Regions from separate parts of the Homo sapiens genome. Here all the other regions are linked to region 1. A link is a contact called in ENCODE Hi-C or POLR2A ChIA-PET data. All regions are on one chromosome and are shown on one strand. The core of a region is the stretch at or near the end of the contact, and the rest is flanking DNA. Distances in the headings are between cores, read along the strand shown. Region 1 holds the start of MRPL54 (mitochondrial ribosomal protein L54). Region 2 holds the start of SLC39A3 (solute carrier family 39 member 3). Region 3 holds the start of LMNB2 (lamin B2).

What was found. Hi-C counts contacts between places; a loop is a spot of excess contacts on that map. ChIA-PET counts read pairs that join two places held with the same protein, here RNA polymerase II (POLR2A). Pooled maps may share reads with other maps.
Region 2: a map of gastrocnemius medialis shows a loop between it and region 1 (6-fold over the local background). The contact joins the promoter of SLC39A3 here to the promoter of MRPL54 in region 1. A Hi-C loop is called at or near these places in 1 of 168 maps with a recorded cell type or tissue (gastrocnemius medialis), 1 of 37 single-sample maps with no recorded cell type and 3 of 50 pooled maps.
Region 3: a loop to region 1 is called in a map of CD8-positive, alpha-beta T cell, with 13 times the contacts of the local background. The contact joins the promoter of LMNB2 here to the promoter of MRPL54 in region 1. A Hi-C loop is called at or near these places in 1 of 168 maps with a recorded cell type or tissue (CD8-positive, alpha-beta T cell) and 3 of 50 pooled maps. POLR2A ChIA-PET finds 5 or more read pairs at or near these places in 1 of 52 experiments (activated B cell).

What each region holds. Positions count from the first base shown.
Region 1 is chr19:3,761,432-3,766,210 of GRCh38, reverse strand. It overlaps MRPL54 (mitochondrial ribosomal protein L54), which reads right to left and starts at 3,529. Exons shown (of 3, transcript NM_172251.3): 1 at 3,393-3,529; 2 at 880-1,045. The coding sequence starts at 3,510. APBA3 (amyloid beta precursor protein binding family A member 3) reads left to right here and starts at 4,519. Exons shown (of 11, transcript NM_004886.4): 1 at 4,519-4,675. It overlaps LOC105372248 (a long non-coding RNA gene), which reads left to right and starts at 3,571. Exons shown (of 3, transcript XR_936268.1): 1 at 3,571-3,653; 2 at 4,005-4,062; 3 at 4,357-4,457. RefSeq lists an enhancer at 3,166-3,655 and a silencer at 4,317-4,634.
Region 2 is chr19:2,736,835-2,741,568 of GRCh38, reverse strand. It overlaps SLC39A3 (solute carrier family 39 member 3), which reads left to right and starts at 1,552. Exons shown (of 3, transcript NM_144564.5): 1 at 1,552-1,624; 2 at 4,190-4,521. The coding sequence starts at 4,312. RefSeq lists enhancers at 1,271-1,320, 2,021-2,070 and silencers at 1,381-1,780, 2,189-2,456.
Region 3 is chr19:2,455,019-2,459,573 of GRCh38, reverse strand. It overlaps LMNB2 (lamin B2), which reads left to right and starts at 2,615. Exons shown (of 12, transcript NM_032737.4): 1 at 2,615-2,904. The coding sequence starts at 2,641. LINC01775 (long intergenic non-protein coding RNA 1775) reads left to right here. Exons shown (of 2, transcript NR_134931.1): 2 at 474-637. RefSeq lists silencers at 2,517-2,696, 2,817-3,066, 3,127-3,216, 3,447-3,626 and an enhancer at 3,887-4,555.

The DNA.
Region 1 (4,779 bases), core at 2,280-4,779:
AGCTACTCGGGAGGCTGAGGCAGGAGAATCATTGGAACACTGGGAGGTGGAGGTTGCAGTGAGCCAAGATCACACCACTGCACTCCAGCCTGGGCGACAAGAGCAAAACTCCATCTCAAAAAAAAAAAAAAATTAGCCAGGCATGGTGGCGCATGCCTGTAATCCCAGCTACTCTGAAGGCTGAGGCAGGAGAACCGCTTGAACCCAGGAGGCAGAGGTTGCAGTGAGCCAAGACCACATGACTGCATTCCACACTGGGTGACAGAGCAAGACTCCATATAGAAGAAAAAAAAAAATTTTTTTTTTTTTTTTTGAGACCAAGTCTCACTCTGTTGCCCAGGCTGGAGTACAATGGCGTGATCTCAGCTCACTGCAACCTCTGCCTCCCAGGCTCAAGCAATTCTCGTGCCTCAGCCTCCCAAGTAACTGGGACTACAGGAATGTGCCACCACACCCGGCTAATTTTTATATTTTTAGTAGAGACGAGGTTTCACCATGTTGGCCAGGCTGGTCTCGAACTCCTGACCTCAGGTGATCCAAACGCCTTGCCTCCCAAAGTGCTGGGATTACAGGTGTGAGCCACGGCGCCCAGCCTGAAAAAAAATTTTTTTTAAGTATTTGCTTAAGATAAAGCATTGTTTTAGGTACTTGACATGTGTTCTAATCTCATGAATTCCTCACAGCCCTCTGAGGGAGGGATGGGTCCCATCACCCCATTACAGATGGGCAGAGCCCTGAAGCCCCCTGCCCTAAAGCCAGGATGGGTAGGTGTGACTATTAGGCTCCGGCTGGAGTGGCGATCCGCCTCTCCGGGAAGGGGTCCTCCTGGGGCGGAGGAAGGAATAGTCATTGCAGGATGACACAGCCTGGCCTACTCACCATTCAGGGTACTCAGCATCCGGTTTCAGGGGTACATCCTGCCCTTCCTTGTAGATGTTGACGCCCATGGCATATGTGGTGAGCTGGACAGGATCTGTGCATACGTCGGGGTCCTTGAGGGCCTCGCTGGTCACTGCACCTTTTCCCGATTTGGCCCCCTTCATAACTGGGGAGACGAGAGGGAGAGTCATTTCAGCCCAGCCCCTCCTCTGGAAGCCAAACTTCTCTCACAGAACCCTGTCTCAGGTGGCCTCTGCCCCTGGCTGGACTCTGCTACACTCAAAACTTTCTTTTTTTTTTTTTTTGAGACGGAGTCTCGCTCTGTTGCCCAGGTGGAGTGCAGTGGCGCAGTCTCAGCTCACTGCAAGCTCCGCCTCCCGGGTTCAAGCCATTCTCCTGCCTCAGCCTCCCAAGTAGCTGGGACTACAGGCGCCCACCACCACGCCCAGCTAATTTTTTGTATTTTTAGTAGAGACGGGGTTTCACCGTGTTAGCCAGGATGGTCTCGATCTCCTGACCTCGTGATCTGCCCACCTTGGCCTCCCAAAGTGTTGGGATTACAGGCGTGAGCCACCGCGCCCGGCCACTCAAAACTTTTTTTTAAAGACAGGGTCTCAGCCAGGCATAGTGGCTCATGCCTGTAATCCCAGCACTCTGGGAGGCCGAGGTGGGAAGATCACCTGAGGTCAGGTGAGTTTAAGACCAGCCTGGCCAACATGGTGAAAACTTGTCTCTACTAAAAATACAAAAAAAAAAATTAGCTGGGCATGGTGGCATATGCCTGTGATCCCAGCTACTCGGGAGGCTGAGGCAGGAGAATCACTTGAACCCGGGAGGCGGAGGTTGCAGTGAGCTGAGATCGCATCGCTGCACTCCAGCCTAGGTTACAGAGCAAGATTCCATCTCAAAAAAATAAAAAATCTAAAAAATTAAAAAATAAAGACAGCCCGGCCGGGCGCGGCGGCTCACGCCTGTAATCCCAGCTCTTTGGGAGGCCAAGGTGGGCGGATCACGAGGTCAGGAGGTTGAGACCATCCTGGCTAACATGGTGAAATTCCATCTCTACTAAAAATACAAAAACATTAGCCGGGCATGGTGGTGGGCACCTGTGGTCCCAGCTACTTGGGAGGCTGAGGCAGGAGAATGGCGTGAACCCAGGAGGCGGAGCTTGCAGTGAGCCAAGATTGCGCCACTGCACACTCCAGCCTGGGCGACAGAGCGAGACTCCGTCTGAAGAAAATAAAAAAATAAAAAATAAAAGCCCAGGCTGGAGGGCAGGGGCACAATCATGGCTCACTGCAGCCTCAAACTCCCAGGCTCAAGTGATCCTTCTGCCTCAGCCTCCCAAGTAGCTGAGATCACAGTTGTGAGCCACCATGCCCCGCTTATTTTTATTTTTATTTATTTATTTATTTATTTTGAGACAGAGTCTCACTGTGTCGCCCAGGCTGGAGTGCAGTGGCGTGATCTCGGCTCACTGCAACCTCCGCCTCCTGGGTTCAAGCAGTTCTCCTGCCTCAGCCTCCTGAGTAGCTGGGATTACAGACATGTGCCACCATGCCCCACTAATTTTTGTATTTTTAGTAGAGCTAGGGTTTCACCATGTTGGTCAGGCTGATCTTGAATTCCTGACCTTGTGATCCACCTGCATCAGCCTCCCAAAGTGCTGGGATTACAGGCGTGAGCTACCGCGCCAGGCAATTTTTTTTTTTTTTTATACAAACAGGGTCCTGCTATGTTGCCCAGGCTGGTCTCGAACTCCTGGGTTCAAGCAATCGATCCTCCCTCCTTGGCTTCCCAAAGTGCCGGGAATAAAGGTGTGAGCCATCATGCCTGGCCTCGAAATCACTTTAAGTGGGATTTGGACACAGCATTAAGTAACTTTAAGTGGGATTTGGACATAGCATTAAGTAACACCGATGCTTGGAATGACCAAGTCATTCAAGTTATATTTTGTCTGCTATGTGTCTGTCTTTAAGGCCGAACATTGGACAATTTCCCCCTTTCAACAAAGGAGATCAGGCAAGGCTGTATCCAGCTAAACCTTAATAACCTTGTTTTGTTCTTGCTGAAGTGGCCAATTAAACGGGCTCCATAATTTCTTTGAATGTTTGGTAACGTCTTGGCCAAGGTTACCCAGCGATTTGGAGGCAGGCAGAGAAACAGAACTGGAACCCAAGTTCATGACCTCCCCAGACTCCCTTCAAATCCTTTCCAACCCGCGCCTGCGCAGTGAAACGCGTGGTCTCCACGTAACCACATCCTCCTCCCAGGCCGCTCCGCCCCAAGCTGGCGCCTGCGCCCTGGGTCCAATCGCTACAGTATCTCCGAGCCAGACGCCCGAGCTCCAAGCGGCGCTGGGTCCCTCAAACTGCGCCTGCGCATACAGCCTGGCATCCGCCTCTCTGCGCTTGCGCATCAGTTCTAGCACCACCTCCCCAACCACCGCCTGCGCACTGTCAATTCCTCAGTGCACCCACCGTCCCCATTTGGTTCCTCTTAACCCAGCTCACCTGGTTTCTTGGCATAATCCCGGGCCAGGAGTCTTCCGGAAGTGGCGGGGTTTAGGAGCTCCCAGGCCCCCCAGCCGGCCCACGTCCGGGTAGCCCCGAAAAGGCGTTTGGTCGCCATGACGTATTGCGGGCAGCTTGCAAGTGCACGTTTCCGGAAGACGTCAGTGGCCCAAGGGTGTTTGGGAGTTGTAGGCCCCGTGGAAGTGTAGGCCCCGTGGAGGTGTCTGGGAAATGCGGTCTCCCAAGCTTTCATAATCTATGGTGATTTCTTCAGACTTTTGTAGACATACACAGTTACTATAGGAGGAGGCGTTCAAGGGATATTTCATTGACTTCTTGCCCTTCTTCAATTACATAACATTTACTAAAAATATCACACTTTATATGTTCCTGATTCCATCCAATGAGTAATTATTCAAAGCTTTAAAGTTAAAAAAAGAAGATTAACAATGAGTCTAATATACTCCAGTAGGGCTGGAGTCTAATCACTGTTAATTTTTATAACATTATATTTTTAAAATTATATATAACATATATAATACATATAATATATAGTATGTTTTATATATAATATATAAATTAATAATATATATTTTATATATTCTTTTCCAGCTCTACTACTGCTAAATCCTTAACCCGCTTGATCTAATTTAATCCTCACAATTGAGAGGTAGGTACTATTTTTTCCCCAGCTTATAATGAGGAAACTGAGTTCTCAGGGAGGTAAAGTTCCCAGGCCGACCCCAAATCCATGGTGCACCTATGTGTCTCCCTACTGTGAGCCAAACCGAAAGTCCGTCTTTAACAGGGTCTCCACGACGCTTCCGGTGCCTCAAGGTCCCAAGGAAACCACCTCTCACACTTCTTTAATATTTCCCAACCCCACTTCTCCCCATCTGCCATCCTTTGGAATAATGAACACAGCCCCCAGAGCCAGGCAGTGATTATTAACCCTATTTTGCAGGAGAACAAACAGGTCCTGGGGCCAGCCGGGGCAGTCTGCGGGCCGGGAAGCCTGGGATTCGAACTCCCCTCCAACATCTGCAGTTGTCCCAGCGCCCCCGCGTGGCGAGGCTGGGTGGGAGAACTACATTTCCCAGCAGGCCTCGCGAGGCCGCGCATGCTCAATGGGCCAGGGCTCTGCGCGGATAGAGGAGCGGGCGCCGGGACCGGGAATCCCCGAGCTGCGCCTTCTGGGGACGCGGCCCGGGCTACGTCGGGGCCGTCCGTGGGGAGCGGGGTCCTGGAGGCTGCGCGGGGCTGAGGCGGCCTCGATTTGGGAAGTGAGTGTCCTCGAGGTGCAGAGCGCAGTCTGAGTCGGCGCTTGAGGTCTTCGGTCTGAGGGGGGACTAGGGTCTGGGCTTGGGGCTGGGTCCTGAAGTCGGGG
Region 2 (4,734 bases), core at 303-2,802, 1.0 Mb after region 1:
TCTGATGCCTCAGCCTCCTTAGTAGCTGGGACTACAGGTGCCCGCCACCATGCCTGGCTAATTTTGGTATTTTTAGTAGAGATGGGGTTTTGCCGTGTTGGCCAGGCTAGTCTCAAACTCCTGACTTTAAGTGACCTGCCTACCTCGGCCTTCCAAAGTGCTGGGATTATAGGCATGAGCTACCACATGCAGCCCTGTTTTAGGGTGTTTCAAAGGCTGCAATTGAAGTGAAGCAGTCATCCAAAGGCTCAACTGGGGCAGGACCCTCTTCCATGATCACGTTCATGGCTGTTGGTAGCATTTGGTTCCTTATGGACGCTTGTGCTGAGGGTCTCATTGCCTTGCTGACTGTTGGCTGGAGGACACCCTCAGTTCCTTTCCCTCTGGATCTCTCCAGCATCTTAGCTTGCTTTGTCAAGACACGTAGGCTGAGAAGGCGAGAGACAGGCTCTGCTGGCAAAACAGAAGTCACAATCTCTCATAGCCTAATCGCAGAATGACATCCCATTCATTTGCCATTTTCTATTTGTTAGAATCAAGTCATCAGGCCAAGCGCAGTGGCTCATGCCTGTAATCCCAGCACTTTGGGAGGCCAAGGTAAGAGGATCACCTGAGGTCAGGAGTTCAAGACCAGCCTGGCCAACATGGTGAAACCCCGTCTCTACTAAAAACACAAAAATTAGCCGGCATAGTGGCACACGCCTATAATCCCAGCTACTCGGGAGGCTGAGGCAGGAGAATCGCTTGAACACGGGAGTCGGAAGTTGCAGTGAGCCAAGATCGCGCCATTGCACTCCAGCCTGAGTGACAAGAGCGAGACTCTGTCTCAAAAAAAACCTTTTTTTTTTTTTTAGAGATGGGGTCTCACTATGCTGCCCAGGCTGGCCTTGAACTCCTGGACTCAAGCGATCCTCCCGCCTCGGTCTCTTAAAGTGCTGAGATTACAAGTGTGAGCCACTGCGCCCTGCCAAGATTTGGTTTTTAACTTACGCGTTACCTCCTATACTTATTTTTTCATGGTTTGAACATGTAACATCTACTTTCTTAGCAATTTTGCAGTATGCAATGCATTGTTACGAGCTGTAGCCACCATGATGTACAGTCGATCTCTTGGACTTACTCCTCCTGCCTATCAACAGAGATTTGTTGAAGGGATGAATCTGCTTCTTCAGCCGTCGGTAAGGGGATCAGCAGCGAGGACGCTGAGAGAGGAGCCGCCTCCGTTGGAAATCCCTTCCCATCCACCTCCAAGCCTCTTTCCAAGCGGGATTCAGCACCAGGCGCCCCTGGACAGCTCTGGAAACCCAACCCTGCCGGAACCGTTCCTCGCCAATCCGGGTTTCCCGCCGGGGCCGCTTGGTGGCTGCGCCCGCCGCTCAGCGGGAGGAAACCCCTTTCCTGTGCCGGTAGGAGAGGTGGAGTCGCATATGAGTGGCAGGTTTCGCAGCCAATAGTATGGAAAGTTCTGCCAGCGGGTCTCGGGGAGGCCAATGGGCAGGGGCGTGGGCGGGGCGTGGACCAGCCGCGCCGAGCGGGGCCTCTCCGGGCCGCGTCTGTGGGGTCGAGACTGCGCGGCCGTTGGGCGTGCAGCGGCGCCAGTCGGCGGACGAGGGGCCCCCGGGAGGTAGGTGCGGGCAGAGAGAGGACCTGGGGCGGCGGGGCGGGGCGGCGCTGAGCGGCCGGGGGTCTGTTGGACTCTACCCGCACGTTAGCCGAGGCCCGTCTCCGGTGCCCGGTAGCGCGAGGCACACAGAAGGCGCTCAATAAGTGCTGATTGAATGAATGAGCCCGTGCCCTCCTCATCCCGGCCCGAGCAGCCTCCGGTTTGAGAGCGTGCAGGCCACCCTCACCTTCACTGTACAGACTGAGGTATCCAGATGCCGGACAGGTCTTTATTGGGCGCCTACTGTGTGCCTGGGTGGCTCTGCGCTGGGTGCAGCTGGCCCTGAGCAAGACAGACAGCCTGGTCCCGCCCAGCTCACCGCCGGGGGGGAGGGACGACTTTAAATGACTTAAAATAATGTAATTCCTAGCTCCCTCTGTAGCACAAAATAAAAGAAAATAACACCAGGGAAGGGGGCGGGGAGAGCTCTGAGTGGAGACATCTGAGCAGTGACCCGAAGACCTGAATGCAGTGAGGTAGCGGGGCCATGAGGCGCTTGGGGCTGATGGTGGGGGAGAAAACCCAGTTGGGGAAAACTCAAGGACAGGGGAGGAGCTGAGATTCCTCCTAAGAACGGTGACATTTTGGGGTCCAGGGTGAAACCGACTTCACTTTGGCCCATTGCATCAGGTAAAATGCGGCCCTTATCAGTGGCCACACGCTTCCCCTCGTCCATGTGTTCAGCCAGCGGTTTTTGAGTATCTGTTCTGCAGCAGGCCTTCCGGCGGGTACAGGGATATGGTTTAGGGCAGGAGTCAGCCAGGGGCAGAGAGGGAGGCCCTTTTTTTTTTTTTTTTTTTTTTTTTGAGACGGAGTCTTGCTCTGCAGCCCAGGCTGGAGTACAATGGCGCGATCTCGGCTCACTGCAAGCTCCACCTCCTGGGTTGAAGCAATTCTCCTGCCTCAGCCTCCCGAGTAACTGGGATTACAGGCACGTACCACCATGCCCAGCTAATTTTTTTTTTTTTTGAGACAGAGTCTTACTCTGTCACCCAGGCTGGAGTGCAATGGCTTGATCTTGGCTCACTGCAACCTCCACCTCCTGGGTTCAAGTGATTCTCCTGCCTCAGCCTCCCAAGTAGCTGGGATTACAGGTGCCCACTACCACACCCAGCTAATTTTTGTATTTTTAGTAGAGACAGTGTTTCACTGTGTTGGCCAGGCTGGTCTTGAACTCTCGACCTCAGGTGCTGGTCTCGAACTCTCGACCTCAGGTGATCTGCCCACCTCAGCCTCCCAAAGTGCTGAGATTACAGGTGTGAGCCACCACTCCCAACCGAGGGAGGCCCTTTTGAGGGGTCCTGGATGCAGAGAAGCAAGAAAGAAGAAGGAGGCCTCGCTGGAAGGTCAGGGGAAAGAGAGCAGTGTTCCAGGTGGAGAGAGGAGAACCCATGCAGAGGTCCTGAGGCACGAGCAAGCTTGGCACAGAAAGGACCAGTGAGGGCCGAGGCGAGGCAGGAGCTTGTCATGCAGAGCTTCAGCCTCAGGGTACAGAGTTTAGACTTTATTTCGGGGCATGGGGAAGCCATGGACCACCACCATCCAATAGCATGTTCTGCAGTGATGAGAGTGTTCCCTTTGCTGTCAAATACGGTAACCACAGAAGTCAAGTAGGCTTGTGTGACTACTGAGCGCTTGAAATATGGCCAGGGAGACTGAGGAGCGGAATTTTGTATTTTATTTAGTTTTTTTTTTTTTTTTTTTTTGAGATGGAGTTTTGCTCTTGTTGCCCAGCCTGGAGTGCGGTGGTGCCATCTTGGCTCACTGCAACCTCTGCCTCCTGGGTTCAAGCGATTCTCTTGCCTCAGCCTCCAGAGTAGCTGGGATTACAGGTGCCTGCCACCACGGCCGGCTAATTTTTGTATTTTTGGTAGAGACGGCGTTTCACCATGTTGTCCAGGCTGGTCTCGAATTCCTGACCTCAGGTGATCCACCCACCTCGGCCTCCCAAAGTTCTGGGATTGCAGGTGTGAGCCACTACACCCAGCCTGGATTTTTTTTAATTTTGATGAACTTTTTTCTTTTTTTGAGACAGTGTATTAGTCAGGGTTCTCTAGAGGGACAGAACTAATGGAATAGTTATATATATAAAGGGAAGTTTATTAAGTATTAATTGCACACGATTACAGGGTCTCACAATACATTGTCTGCAGATTGAGGAGCAAAGAGAGCCAGTCCGAGTTCCAAAACTGAAGAACTGGCCAGGTGCAGTGGCTCACGCCTATAATCCTAGCACTTTGGGAGGCCGAGGCAGGCGGATCACGAGGTCAGGAGTTCGAGACCAGCCTGGCCAACATGATGAAACCTCGTCTCTACTACAAATACAAAAAAAATTAGCTGGGAGTGGTGGCGCGTGTCTGTAATCCCAGCTACTAGGCAGGAGAATTGCTTGAATCCAGGAAGCGGAGGTTGCAGTGAGCGGAGATTGCACCATTGCACTCCAGCCTGGCAACAGAGCGAGACTCTGTCTAAAAAAAAAAAAAGAAAAAAGAAAGAAAGCTAATGCAGTGCCCCTGATGTTCACAGTTGCTGGACTGAGACATGAGCCTCCAACTGTGTGGTTGGGCTCGGTAGCACATCGTGGGACTTGGGTGTGCGCCCACAGATGGTTTGGCCCTGCAGTGACCAGAGCAGCCCAAGCCGCCACCATGGTGAAATTGCTAGTGGCCAAAATCCTGTGCATGGTGGGCGTGTTCTTCTTCATGCTGCTCGGCTCCCTGCTCCCCGTGAAGATCATCGAGACAGATTTTGAGAAGGCCCATCGCTCGAAAAAGATCCTCTCTCTCTGCAACACCTTTGGAGGAGGGGTGTTTCTGGCCACGTGCTTCAACGCTCTGCTGCCCGCTGTGAGGGAAAAGGTAAGGGCTCCCTGGGCACTAGCAGCAGCCCTTGGCACCTTATGGCCAAGGGACTCTGATGCATTTTCAACACTGATGCCAAGTTCAGTGAAGGCCTTGATGCTGTAAGGGTGACGGAAAGTAGGAAGTGAATTTGCTGTGTGATTGTGAACTGGTTACTTTCTGTCTCTGTGCTCTACCGGCCAAACAAGGGGTTTGGACCAGACCTGGGAT
Region 3 (4,555 bases), core at 1,366-3,865, 1.3 Mb after region 1:
GTATAGGTTGTCTTGTTAAATTACAATTTTGGGGGGTTTTTTTTGGAGACGGAGTCTTGCTCTGTCGCCCAGGCTGGAGTGCAGTGGTGTGATCTCAGCTCACTGCAACCTTTGCCTCCTGGGTTCAAGCGATTCTCGTGCCTCAGCCTCCCAAGTAGCTGGGATTACAGGCGTACACCACCACGCCTGGCTAATTTTTGTACTTTTTGGAGAGACAGGTTTTTGCCATTTTGGCCAGGCTGGTCTCGAACTCCTGGCCTCAGGTGGTCTGCCCGCCTCGGCCTCCCAAAGTGCTGAGATTACAGGCATGAGCCACCGCGCCTGGCCTTGTTAAATAAAATGTATGGCAGGCCATTGTTTTAGACAATGGGGTCTCTAGTCCCCAGCAGACCAGATAAAATTGGAATGGAGTCACTAGTGCCAGGTACCACGTAGTCAAACTGATCTTTTATTTTTTTTATTTTTTGAAATAGGGTCTCGCTCCGTTGCCCACACTGGAGTGCAGTGGCGCAATCATGGCTGACTGCAGACTTGAACTCCTGGATGCAAGCCATTCTCCTGCCTCAGCCTCCCGAGGAGCTGGGACTACAGGTGTGTGCCAGCACATGTGGCTAATTATTAAAAATTTTTTTGGCTGGGTGCCGTGGCTCACGCCTGTAACTGCAGCACTTTGGGAGGTCGAGGTGGGTGGATCACGAGGTCAGGAGTTCAGGACCAGCCTGGCCAAGATGGTGAAACCAGGTCTCTACTAAAAATACAAACATTAGCTGGGCATGGTGGCGGGTGCCTGTAATCCCAGCTACTCGGGAGGCAGAGAATTGCTTGAACCCAGGAGGTGGAGGTTGCAGTGAGCCGAGATCATGCCATTGCACTCCAGCCTGGGTGACAAGAGCAAGACTCTGTCTCCAAAAAAAAAAAATTTTTTTTTTTGGAGACAGAGTCTCACTATGTTGCCCAGGATGTTCTCAAACTCCTAGGCTTAAGCGATCTCCCCATCTCAGCCTCCCAAAGTGCTGAGATTACAGGTGAGAGCCACCCGTACCTGGCCTCAAACTGAACTTTAAAGGGTGCAGGTTTTCAAAAAAAAACATTCACAGCCACCAAGCCAAAGGGGACCGGTTAACCTGATAGGGAAGTACCCTCAAAATAGAGGGGGTTAAAACAGACCCTATGAAAAAAGTAACTTTGAAACAACCAATTGGTTTTTATTTCGTATTTTTATTTTTACTTTTTTTGAGACAAACTCTCACTCTGTCACCCAGGCTGGAATGCAGTGATGTGATCAGGGCTCACTGCAACCTTGACCTCTCTTGCTCAAACAATCCTGCCACCTTAGCCTCCCAAATACCTAGGACTATAGGCGCCCAGCTAATTTTTTTTTTTTTTTTTTTTTGAGGTGGAGTCTTACTCTGTTGCCTAGGCTGGAGTGCAGTGGTTCAATCTTGGCTCCCTGCAACCTCCGCCTCCCGGGTTAAAGCAATTCTCCTGCCTCAGCTTCCCGAGTAGCTGAGACTACAGGCATGTGCCACCATGCCTGGCTAATTTTTGTATTTTTAGTAGAGACGGGATTTCACCATATTGGTCAGGCTGGTCTCGAACTCCTGACCTCATGATCTGCCCGGCTTGGCCTCCTAAAGTGCTGGGAATACAGGTGTGAGCCACTGCACCTGGCTAATTTTTTTATTTTTATTTTTAGAAATGGGGTCTTGCTATGTTGCCCAGGCCAGTCTCAAACTCCTGGGCTCAGGCTATCCTCCCACCTCCGCCTCCCAAAGTGCTGGCATTACAGGCGTGAGCAAACCACTGTACCTGGCCTGGCTTTTATTTTAATTCTTATTTCTCCTTTCTTCAGCCTTTTCTGCCTGTAATGCAGAATGCCCATCCTCTCTGCTCAGCTCATTGGAGTGCCTATTTAATAGATTGAATGCTATCCAATTCATGAATTGCTAATAAGAGCCAATGAGATCATTAAACTCAATTTGTTGAAATTCATACTCCTTGACAGCCTCTTCTGGACATTTTATATCAGTGGCATTGTACACTATATGGCTTTTTTTTTTTTTTTTTTTTTTTTTTGAGACAAAGTTTCTCATTGTTGCCCAGGCTGGAGTGCAGTGCCGCGATCTTGGCTTACTGCAACCTCCACGTCCCAAGTTCAAGAGATTCTCCTGCCTCAGCCTCCCAAGTAGCTGGGATTACCGGCGCGCGCCTCCGTAGTAGAGATGGTGTGGGGGGGTCTCCCTATGTGGTCCAGGCTGATCTCGAAATTCTTTTCTCAAGTGATCCACCGGCCTTGGCCTCCCAAAGTGCTGGGATTACAGGCGTGAGCCACCACGCCCGGCCCTATATGGCCTTTTGTGTCTGGTTCTTTGAACACGTTTTGAGGTTCTCTAAGTGGGGAAACAGGTACTAGAAAGCAACCCAACGCTGTTTCCTCGTGGCGGAGCTGGGAGTTTGCAGCCAGGAAGTCTGTCTCTGGAGTCAGCGCCTCTGCGAAGCGAGAGCTGGACGGAGACTTCAACTTCCGGCGTGCCCCGCGCGCGCCCGGCGGTCGGACTACCAGTCCCAGGCTGCCCCGCCGCGGCGGGCGGCGGGCGCGGCGCGGCGCGGCGCCATCTTGCAGCCGGCGGCGCGGATTGAATGAGCCCGCCGAGCCCGGGCCGCCGTCGGGAGCAGCGCAGGCCGCGAGCCGCCGCCACCATGGCCACGCCGCTGCCCGGCCGCGCGGGCGGGCCCGCCACGCCGCTGTCGCCCACGCGCCTGTCGCGGCTGCAGGAGAAGGAGGAGCTGCGCGAGCTCAACGACCGCCTGGCGCACTACATCGACCGCGTCCGCGCGCTGGAGCTGGAGAACGACCGGCTCCTGCTCAAGATCTCAGAGAAGGAGGAGGTGACCACGCGCGAGGTGGGCGCCGGGGCTTAGGGGCCGGGCGGGGGTGCAGCCGGCAGGCCCCGCCCACCGCGGGGCGCGCGATCGCGGGGACCCTGGGCGGGGGTGCAGACGGGGACGGGCCCCGGCTTCGGGGGTTTCCGCGGGGTTTCGGGGGGCCCCTGAGTGAGGGGTGCAGCTCGGCCAGGTCCCTCCCACCGCGGGGTGGGCAATCGCTGGGACCCTGGGTGCAGACAGGGACGGGCCCGGGTCTCGAGGGTCTCCAGGGGGTTTCGAGGGGCCCCTGAGTGAGCGGTGCAGTTCGGCCAGGCCCCGCCCACCGCGGGGTGCGTGATCGCGGGGACCCTGGGCGGGGGTGCAGACGGGGACAGGCTCCGGCTCGGGGGTCTCCAGGAGGTTTGGGGGCTTCTGAGTGAGGGGTGCTGCTCGGCTAGGCCCAGCCCACTGCGGGGCTCCCAGTCGCGGGGAACCCTGAGCTGGGATGCAGACGGGGACAGTCCGGCCTCGGGGATCTCCGCCGCGTTTCGGAGAGTCCCTGAGTGAAAGGTGCTACTCGGCCAGGCCCCGCCCACCACGGGGCGCGCGATCGCGGGGGACTCTGAACGACTCCCGGCTTGGGGTCTCCAGGGGGTTTGCGGGGGGCTCCTGGATGAAGGGTGCAGGTCCTGGCCACCGCGGGGTGCGCGATCGCGGGGACCCTGGGCAGGGGTGCAGACCGGGAAGGGTCCCGGCTTGGGGGTCTCCAGGGGGTTTCAAGGGGTCCCTGAGTGAGGGGTGCAGCTCGGCCAGGCCCAGCCCACCGCGGAGTACGCGATCACGGGGGACCCTGAGCAGGGGTGGGGTCAGCCTGGCCTCGGGGATCTCCAGGGGGAGACCCTGAGTGAGGGGTGCCACCTGGGCAGGCCCTGCCCACCGCAGTTTCCGAGATCTTGGGGGACCCCTTGGGAGGGGTGCAGACCGGAGTGGCCCATTCTCTTGGGGACCTCCAGGGGGTTTCTAGGGCACTGAGTGAAAAGTGCAGACCAGGAATGCCCCACCTATGGAGGGGGTCCCAGGAGATCTTCCGTGTCCTGAGTGAGGGCTGCAGAGGGGCCTCCAGCTAGCTCTGGGGACCCTTCCGTGAGAGGTGCATTTTGGGGCCATGGGGGTTACAGACTAGGGCTCCCCACCAAAGAGAGGTCCTGGGGATTTGGGGGCTCCCTGAGTATTGGGCTGCAGCCCCCCATATGCCTCGTCCCTCAGAGGATTCCAAGGAGACTTGGCGGACCCCCCCCAACTGAGGGGGTGTGAGTGGGAGTCTCTGGGGATGAAGCTGGGTATTGGGGTATCTGGGGTGGAATGGGGGTGGTCTCTGGGCTCCAAGGAGACTGGGGGGCCCAGGCCCTCTGAGGAGGCCCAAGATGGGGTGTGTGGGGGGTCTCCCTGGAGTCTCTGGGGTGAGTCACGTGGTCTCAGTTCTCCCTGGAGCTTTAGCGAGTTCCCTGATGAATCCAGAAGAGATTGGTGACTGGGGTGGGAATTAGGCCCCTCATCTCTCACCAGGCCCAGGGTGGGTAGGGGGCCGAGGGAGAGGTTCTGATACCTTGGGGTCCCACGGGAAATTTGGGAGTCCCTTATTTGTGCCCTGGTGTCAGCGGTGGTCTGGCAGGTTCTGCCCCCAAGAGAA